Linked DNA regions of Mus musculus: all the other regions are linked to region 2. A link is a contact called in ENCODE Hi-C or POLR2A ChIA-PET data. All regions are on one chromosome and are shown on one strand. The core of a region is the stretch at or near the end of the contact, and the rest is flanking DNA. Distances in the headings are between cores, read along the strand shown.

What was found. Hi-C counts contacts between places; a loop is a spot of excess contacts on that map. ChIA-PET counts read pairs that join two places held with the same protein, here RNA polymerase II (POLR2A).
Region 1: POLR2A ChIA-PET joins it to region 2 with 18 read pairs in embryonic stem cell. The contact joins the promoter of Bex3 here to the promoter of Tceal8 in region 2. POLR2A ChIA-PET finds 5 or more read pairs at or near these places in 4 of 5 experiments (Patski and embryonic stem cell).
Region 3: a map of heart shows a loop between it and region 2 (2.7-fold over the local background). The contact joins the promoter of Tceal9 here to the promoter of Tceal8 in region 2. A Hi-C loop is called at or near these places in 1 of 37 maps with a recorded cell type or tissue (heart). POLR2A ChIA-PET finds 5 or more read pairs at or near these places in 4 of 5 experiments (Patski and embryonic stem cell).

What each region holds. Positions count from the first base shown.
Region 1 is chrX:136,268,868-136,271,567 of GRCm38, forward strand. It overlaps Bex3 (brain expressed X-linked 3), which reads left to right and starts at 1,386. Exons shown (of 3, transcript NM_009750.2): 1 at 1,386-1,534; 2 at 1,943-2,015; 3 at 2,396-2,700. The coding sequence starts at 2,424.
Region 2 is chrX:136,170,871-136,173,570 of GRCm38, forward strand. Tceal8 (transcription elongation factor A (SII)-like 8) reads right to left here and starts at 1,381. Exons shown (of 3, transcript NM_025703.3): 1 at 1,262-1,381; 2 at 766-835; 3 at 1-179. The coding sequence starts at 152.
Region 3 is chrX:136,243,766-136,246,465 of GRCm38, forward strand. It overlaps Tceal9 (transcription elongation factor A like 9), which reads left to right and starts at 1,315. Exons shown (of 3, transcript NM_011712.2): 1 at 1,315-1,462; 2 at 1,936-2,001; 3 at 2,571-2,700. The coding sequence starts at 2,601. Gm39535 (a long non-coding RNA gene) reads right to left here and starts at 1,272. Exons shown (of 2, transcript XR_878245.2): 1 at 955-1,272.

The sequences.
Region 1 (2,700 bases), core at 136-2,635, 98 kb after region 2:
TAAAGAAACCGATTTCAACTCCAGGCTTGTCTGGGCCACAGAATGACACTTTGTACAGCGATTTCAGGGTGGAAGAAACAGTTGCCTTCAGTATGAGTTTTCACACCAAGTTCATCCATCCTTTGCTTAGTTCTAATATTTCTTGAGGCATTTATACCAGAGTAGAAGGTTTGGGGATAACTTCTAGATATGTTATATTTCTCAGCTTATTATTTATAGGGTGGGTTGAAAGGCTTGGAGAGGAAAGCCAAGAATTCAAATGGCTCTTTTTCCTGAGGACTGTGGAATCAGAGACATCTCAGATAACACCAGGCCTTGGGAGGCAGAAGGAGGAGGCAGAGGCAGGGAAGATCACCCCAAATTTGAGGGCATCCTGTTAAATAGAGTGAGCTCCATATAGTCAGGGATTACAACTGAGAACCTGCCACACCTCCAAAATCATAGAAAAGTATGACTTCTTTCTGTAGGAACGATTCCAGAATTGTTTTAAAGCATTAGTTGTATTCAGCAAGTGTCCTTTCTTTTTAAAGAAAAAATTGTAACAGACGAGTACAGGGTATTTCAAAACTGACACCCCAAACCTAGAGAAGATATTTTTCTGTGTGATAGTATAAATAGCACTTTTTTTTCTTTTCATTTTGCAGAATGAAGCATATTTTTTTTTTCAAAACTGAAAACTCACCAGCCTTGATAGTGCAAGCCTTTTAACCTTAGCTACAAGGGAGGCTGATGTAGAAGGAATGAAATTCAAGGGCAGCCCCAACAACATAGACAGGCACTGTACTCTTTTTTCTTTTTAGTTTAAAAAGTGTGTGTGTTGGGGGGCAGGGGCTGGAGCGGTCTGTAAATACACCTCGGTAGAAGACAGCTTGTCCAGCAATTATTAAGCTAGAGGATCAATCCCCAGCGTTCCAAAAAAGGAGTGGTCCTTATAATTTTGAATTTTCTAAATCATGCTGATCATGCCTATGTGTGTGTGTGTGTGTGTACCCGCGCGCTTGTGTGTGGGGTTGTGTATGTGTGTGTGTACCTGTGTGTGTATGTTTTAAGGAAATAAAGAGAAATATGTACAGTCTACCCCACTCTCTATCTCTTGGTGTGTTATGGGGAGAAGTTCTGGAGAAAACATTTGGATAAGGTGGAGAGGAATCTCAAAGAAGGCCAAAGCCAAGACCTGGCTATAGTGGGAGGGAGACATAGAGGATGGTGCAGACCCTCCCTGGTAACAGGGAAGGGAGATGTCCAACCTCCTGATGGTGATGCCACTTGTGGTTCCTCAGATTGGTGAGGATCCGGATGAGTGACGGGTGGGGCCCGAGGTGAGCACTGGCGGCGGGGAGGCGGGGGCGGGGCCTCCTGTCGCACTGGCCTCCCGAACAGGGGGAGCGGGCTTGGCAGTGACGCAGGGCCCTCACGTGACCCGGGGCTGCAGAGCGACGCAGCCTTGGGTGCAGTCGTCACGAGCGTCTGGCCAGCAGCTCGGAGCTCCTCTGCGCGCGGCGGGCTGGCAGCGGGCCCGAGGCGAGCGGGACAGGTAAGGGGCCTGCACGCCGCGGCCCTGCGGGCGACAGCCTCGCGACGGGCGGGCGCGCACCGCGGCTTTGTGCACCGCGCGGGGAACCCCGGCTGCGCCCGGGAAGGGACGCCCGGGCTCAGGGGCGGGGACGGCGCGGGGGTCCCGGGAGAGGGGCGGCTGGGCGGGCCCGCAGCGGAGAGCGCTAGAGCGAGCCCCGGAGAGCGGGGACGGGGACGGGGACGGGGACGGGGATGGGGATGGGGACGGGGATGGGGACGGGGATGGGGACGGGGATGGGGACGGGGATGGGGACGGGGCTGCTAGAGATCGTGGGCGGCCGTGTAGGGGGATGGGCGGTGGGTCCGAGGAAGGCGGGTGCGGTGCTGAGCTCGGCGCCCAGTCCTTCCCATCCCACCCTGTCTGCAGATTGACTGGAAGCCGAGAGTCCAGGCGGCAGCGGGAATTGACAGGAGGACTACGCCGCAAGGGATAGGCCCAGGTTGGTTCAGTGGCGGTGGGGGTGGGGTGGGTGGCTGGGGGAGGTTGGGGAAAGCCCTGTCTAGGACCCCTGTGAGAGCCCCCACTCCACACTACTCTTCTTCTCAGTCCTCCATTTTGGTGGCTGAAAGCTCAGGGAAAGGATCCTGGGAAATAAAAAATGGTGGGCTTTGGGGGAGGGAGGGGACAGAGAGCTGGGAGGGGGGAGGGGCTCGAAATGGAGGCTCCCTAGAGGTTGCCTGGAGACTCTAAGGTGGGAAAAAAATAATAATGAAAATCCTTGTTGTTAATCTCTGACTTTTGCTGGTCACTGCATCGAGCATTCAGTTTGGGTTTTTTTTTTTTTTTCCTCCCCTTGCCCTGTCTTGCTTGTGTTCAAAGAATAGCAACCAGGAAACAAAATCTCATCATGGCCAATGTCCACCAGGAAAACGAAGAGATGGAGCAGCCCCTGCAGAATGGACAGGAAGACCGCCCTGTGGGAGGAGGTGAGGGCCACCAGCCTGCTGCAAACAACAACAACAACAACCACAACCATAACCACAACCACCACCGAAGAGGCCAGGCTCGCCGACTTGCCCCTAACTTCCGATGGGCCATTCCCAACAGGCAGATGAATGACGGGTTGGGTGGAGATGGAGATGATATGGAAATGTTCATGGAGGAGATGAGAGAGATCCGGAGAA
Region 2 (2,700 bases), core at 131-2,630:
CTATGGCTCCCTTCAGTTTCCTCCCTCACATTTTCTCCAGAAGCCTGAAGAGTTTCTCCTGCCTGCTGTGGTGGATCTTCTGAAGGATGGCCTTCGTCTGCTTTTGGTGTGTTCTGGGGTGTTCCTTCGTTCTCGTCACAAGACTTTTGCATGTTGATTATTTTCTTAATGAATTAATCCTAGGGGGATAAAAACAAGGAAACAAAACCGACTAGGTGTCAGGCAGATGGACAAGCTTTTGTGTTCCCATAGCGACTGACTTTTGTTTCAGGTCACTTAATTGCCAAAAAGTTTTCTAACTAGACAAGTCAGGTTCTGAGCTCCTGACTCCACCCCTTCCTCCACCCCCCCCACCCCCCCCTTGCTCTCCAACTCCATCTTCTCCTGTCCCGGCTCCAGCCCACCATTTTCCCAGCAGGCCCTGCAACAAACCTCTCCTAGCACTGAAATGGGAGCGGCGTGGAAGCAATTAACCCTTCCCTCACCACATGGCTCTAACACTCCCGCCCTTTCGGGCTTTTCCAAGTCATCCCATCCTCAGCTTCTCACCAGCAACAGTCAGGTCAGCGGTCTCCTCTCTCTTTTAAATGTCTTTAGCCTCTCCCTTTCCTTCCTTCACCCCATTTCCGCAGCAGGATTTGCAGGGGCCTTCTGTGCTTAATCCGGATGGGAGGCAGCCGTGACGCCCCTGGGATGTGCTTTGGTGTCTTCCACACTCCTACCCCCACCCAAAGGGACCTGAAGCAATTGCACCCTTGCACTGACCTGTAGGTACCTGGAGATTTTCCTCTCTTCTTGCACCTCGATTTATGTCGCGCTCAAAAGATCAAGAGTGCTGAAGAAAGACAGGAGTTCTTGGTGAGCACACTAGTGCCTAAATCAAAAGGTCTTGCTAACGGATAGCACAAAGTTTTTCCACATCCCCCTCTTCTCCCTCCCTTTGTGGCAACCCCGCCTTCATCTGTACCCTGTTTCCCAGCAAGAGGGCAAAGAATCAGACAAGTTTTCCCCACAGTGTTATTGTTTCTTCTCTCCGTCTCTCGCAGTTCTCCTTTCCCCGTCTCTTTTCTTTCTCTGCCGGACTCGGTTAGCTACCTCCCTCCCAATCTGCCCCATCCCTCATCAAGCAGCCCCAAACCTCTCGCACAAAATAGTTTAGCAGAACCCTAGGATAAGAGAAAGAGTGCGGGATGAGCGTGCTTTCTGTTCTCTGCTCCCTCCACCCTATGATCTCTTAAGCCAGCGCCCACTATTAAAGTACCTGGAAGTAGCTGGGCCACTCTTCTCTAGCAGGACAGAGCTGCTACTGGGGAACTGGGCCTAGACTATAAGGACTTCTGCACACGTCGACTGCTGGTCACGTGAGGATCGCGTCATCAATGAGCTCCAGCCTTTGGTTACCCCTCCCATTAACATGCAGCCCGCCCCCTACATTCCCTTCACTAGATACTGTCAATCTTTTTTCCTATTTGCCAATAGGAGACAATAAAACTCGTCTCGTCACCAAGTAGTATCTATTCACCTTACTCAGATTACCAGGAAAAGAGCAGTCTTTTAGGGTACGTCGACCAATTCTCCTAATTTGGGAAGTCAGCTCTTTCTCTCCCTTGCTCCCTATACTTCCCTTCCCCTCCCCCCACCAAATCCTACAGTCCACCATTTCTCTGGGAAGCTTCTCTGTCTTTAAAATGGGGGAAGGTTGTAGATGTGCGCTTGTGGGGGTAGCGGAAGAATAAAAGCCTAAGGAAGGGATGTTTAGCTTCTTGAGTCGTTTTCTGTGGTGTTCTGTTGTAAGAATCAGGGTTTAAAATGATATTTAAAAAGAGATACTTCATATTCACTATTTCACACTAGATGAGGAGAAAATAACTTCATTAAATCAATTTTAAGGTTTCAAAAAGTATTCTAATGACTGCAAGTGAAAGCACAGTATTTACAACATATTGATGTGTTGGGGTTTTTTAAAAATCTTACTAAAATGGCATCGTTTGCAAACCGACTCTGAAAACAGCCGATTTGTTTCGTTAGTTTTGTCTCCGCAATCCACGACTCTCTTTGCCTGAGCTTAGGCTATTATTAGACGTCTGAACTTTTAATTGATGACTGCTGGCAGCTCCCACTTGCAAATAAAGGCTTCAGACAGACTTCTTTTCCTTGTCCTTTGTGGGAGCCAGTGTCTTTGTTAAACAGAAAAGCCTGCTTTTCACTCAGTGAACTTTCGTGGGACTCAACGAAATATGTTTGTTGGTAAACTTTTGTTATTAAGAACAGAATGTTTGTAAGGAAAGAGCGCTCACAATGAAGCAGAAAGGAGGTAACTCTTTGTATGTCACTATTGACTGTGGGGCTTATTAAGCATGTAGGGTTTTCCATTCATTCATTCATTCATTCATTCGTGGAACTCTAGATACCCTGGTAGGATTCAAAGTGCTCCATTAAAACAAGAGCCATCTCAGAGAACTCCATACCCTACCATAGAGCTATGTACACCACATGTTCACTGCTGCTTTCTTCACCATAGCAAGGAATAATGTTCAGCTTAAAAAAAAAAAAGAATGAAAAAATGTTGTTACAAAATTTTCAGGAAAATAAACGCACTTAGAATGTTTAATATTCACTGAGATCACACAGTATCAGAAGGAAAATAAATCACATAGTCTTCCCCATAAGCAAAACCTAGTCGATAATATATATGTATAT
Region 3 (2,700 bases), core at 65-2,564, 73 kb after region 2:
AACACAGTGTGCAAATTTAGGTCAAAACAACCTTGTATTATTGTTCTGAACAAGCCACATCTTAAATGACTGCTATGTCTACATGTAAAATTGAGCAGAAATCTGACTCAAAGGTTAAGATGACCAAACAGAAGATACAGTTTGAAAGCAGCAATGCCAAGTTTTAAAATATATTTTTTAGACATTTTAGACACTTACTAGGTATATGTAACCAAGTGAGCAGCCAATACTTTCACCTATAGAGGCTTTTAAGTCCTTAACCCAAGCAACCATCATCATCATAAAACTAGCAACTTGACTAGTCAAGTTTAAAGTTTAATTTAAAGTCAAGTACAAGATAAAGAAGCTAGAGTCCTCCTGTTAAAGGGGAACATAATTATACTATATCCAGTCTCACTCCAGCGTGAGTGAGATATGCATATATATGAAATAAAATGGGAATAAGTAAATGTTGAAAGTTTTCTATGAGCTAAGCGATTTAGAGCAGACACATATTGTTAAGACAGTCCAACAATTCGTGGTGTATATAAAGTGTTACTTTCTTTAAGATGAGGCGACTGTTTTCGAACAATCTATGCTGGCAAGTGTTGAAGCAGCGATTCTTCAGGCGACACCACTTCTTGGTAATAATACCACCAGCAGGCCTCTAGAGTTAAACATGATTTTTCTTCTTTTTAAATAATTCCCCCAAGTAACACCACAATATAATAAAAAATGTAAAGGCATATACTTTGAATGCATTTACTAAAAAACACTAGGCACTAGTATAAGAAATGAACATGTATGAATTCACAAATGTATCTAAAGTAATTTGGCTGTCACTTCTGACTGTAAAACAACATTACTTTCGAAAAGACTACAGACGTATTAAGAATAAAGTTTAAGTTGCCTTAAAGAAAAATCCCACTTCTATTTCAAGATTCCCCCTCTCCCACTGCTTTCTGACCTACCTACCTGGCTCCACAACAAAGGAGTGCGTTTCAGATGAAGGAGGAGGGGCTAAGGAAAGCTAGGTGGGGGGTGAGTGGTACTGGCAGTTAGGAGCGTGAGACAGGAAGAGCCTATTATTAAAAGAAGCCGAAAAGTTCCGTAGCTTCAAAAAATATGACGCTCCTCTTTAGTAATCAGAGAGCTGCAAAAAGAACAACAACAATAAAACCAATCCGCACATTCTTTTTTTTTCTTCCTCCAGAAAAGACTGACAAGGCCAAATGAATGTTTAGAGAGGGGGTGGTAGATGGGAGCGGAGGGCGGGGCCACATCTGCCGCGCTTTTTGTGGGAGTGGAGATCGGGGACCGGACCTCACTGGTGACGTAGATCTCATGTGACCAGGAGTCGACGTGTGCAGAAATCCTGCTAGTCTGGTCCTTGTTTCCATCTGGGTACCAGCTCCCTTTAGCCTTGCAGACGGTGGTGCGAGAGGCCAGCGGCCAGAAGAGACAGCTTGCTTCAATTCATCAGGTTAGTGTTTTAAGCCGTTACTGCCAAGGATTTTTGTAGTTTACAGTGGTCTAGGGTAGTGACTTGAGTCCTGGTTAAGTCTGTCCCTCCACCTCGTACCTTTAATTCTTCAGGAAAGGACACTTGTGAAACGACTAGGGGGTCCCAAGAGAAAACAAGGGGGGCTGTGACGATTCCAAAATAATCATACTCTGAGATTTTGGACCCCCACTTTGCTTCCCAAACCTCGTCTCGGATCTACAGATAGTTGGGGAAGAATAGCTCCTTTTTACCCTCTGTCTGGTGAGAAAGACAGGCTAACTTGCGGGGTGGGAAGGAGGAGTCCTTTGGGAAACAAAGGGTGGGAAACTTCCATAAGCAAGCCCTTAAATGCGGAGAGCTCGGCGAGCTGGGTCCGTGGTAGTGCTCTGCTGAGCACCGAGGGCTTGCTTGCCCCACCCCCAACATCCCCTCCCTTCTCCGTTTGCCTGCAGGTTTGTTCTTTGTACCGCACCAGGCTAAAATAAGTAGGAAAAAGAAATCGACCAGATCTGTACCTGGTAAGTGAGGGGGAACTTTATAAAAGACTCCCCCAGGATATGGGTCGGTGAAGGCCTGCAGAGGCTGAAGGCCCCAGTCCCCTCTCCCTTCCCCCCACCCCTTTCGGAGGGGCCTGTGTTAGGCCTGGGAGGGAGAAAGATTTGTGGAGGGCTGGGGCGGGAGGCGGGAAGGAAGGCCTTGGAAAATGCTGGAGGGAGGGACTAGAGAGGGGAGGGGGTGGAAAATGGAGGTAAGAGGGGCGGGGACAGGGAAACCTTGATTGCGGACTGGGTTTCTCAGGTGGAAGGTATCTGGTGAGGGCAGTTAGACCGAACGAGGGTGGGGGGAAGAGAGGAGGGGAAAGAGGGAAGTGGGGAGAGGGAGAGCGGGAGGGGGCAAGAGTGGACGGAGGGGGGGTGGGATGGGGAGGGCGTAAGCAAACGGTGAGGAGACCTTTGTGCACAGCACCTGCCCATCTACCAAGTCTTCCATCTACCACCACCTCCTCCTCCTCCTCCTCCTCCTCCTCCCCCTCCCCCTCCCCTCCCCCCTCGCTTCCTAGAAATCATTGCATTCCCGTATTCTGCAGGAAGCAGCAAAGAAGAGAAGCAGACACAAGATGAAACCCTGCCAAAAAATGGAAGGAAACCTAGAAAAGGAGGATGAGCCAAAGCCTGAGGAAGAGCCAAAGCCGGAGGAAAAGCCCGAGGAGGGGCAGG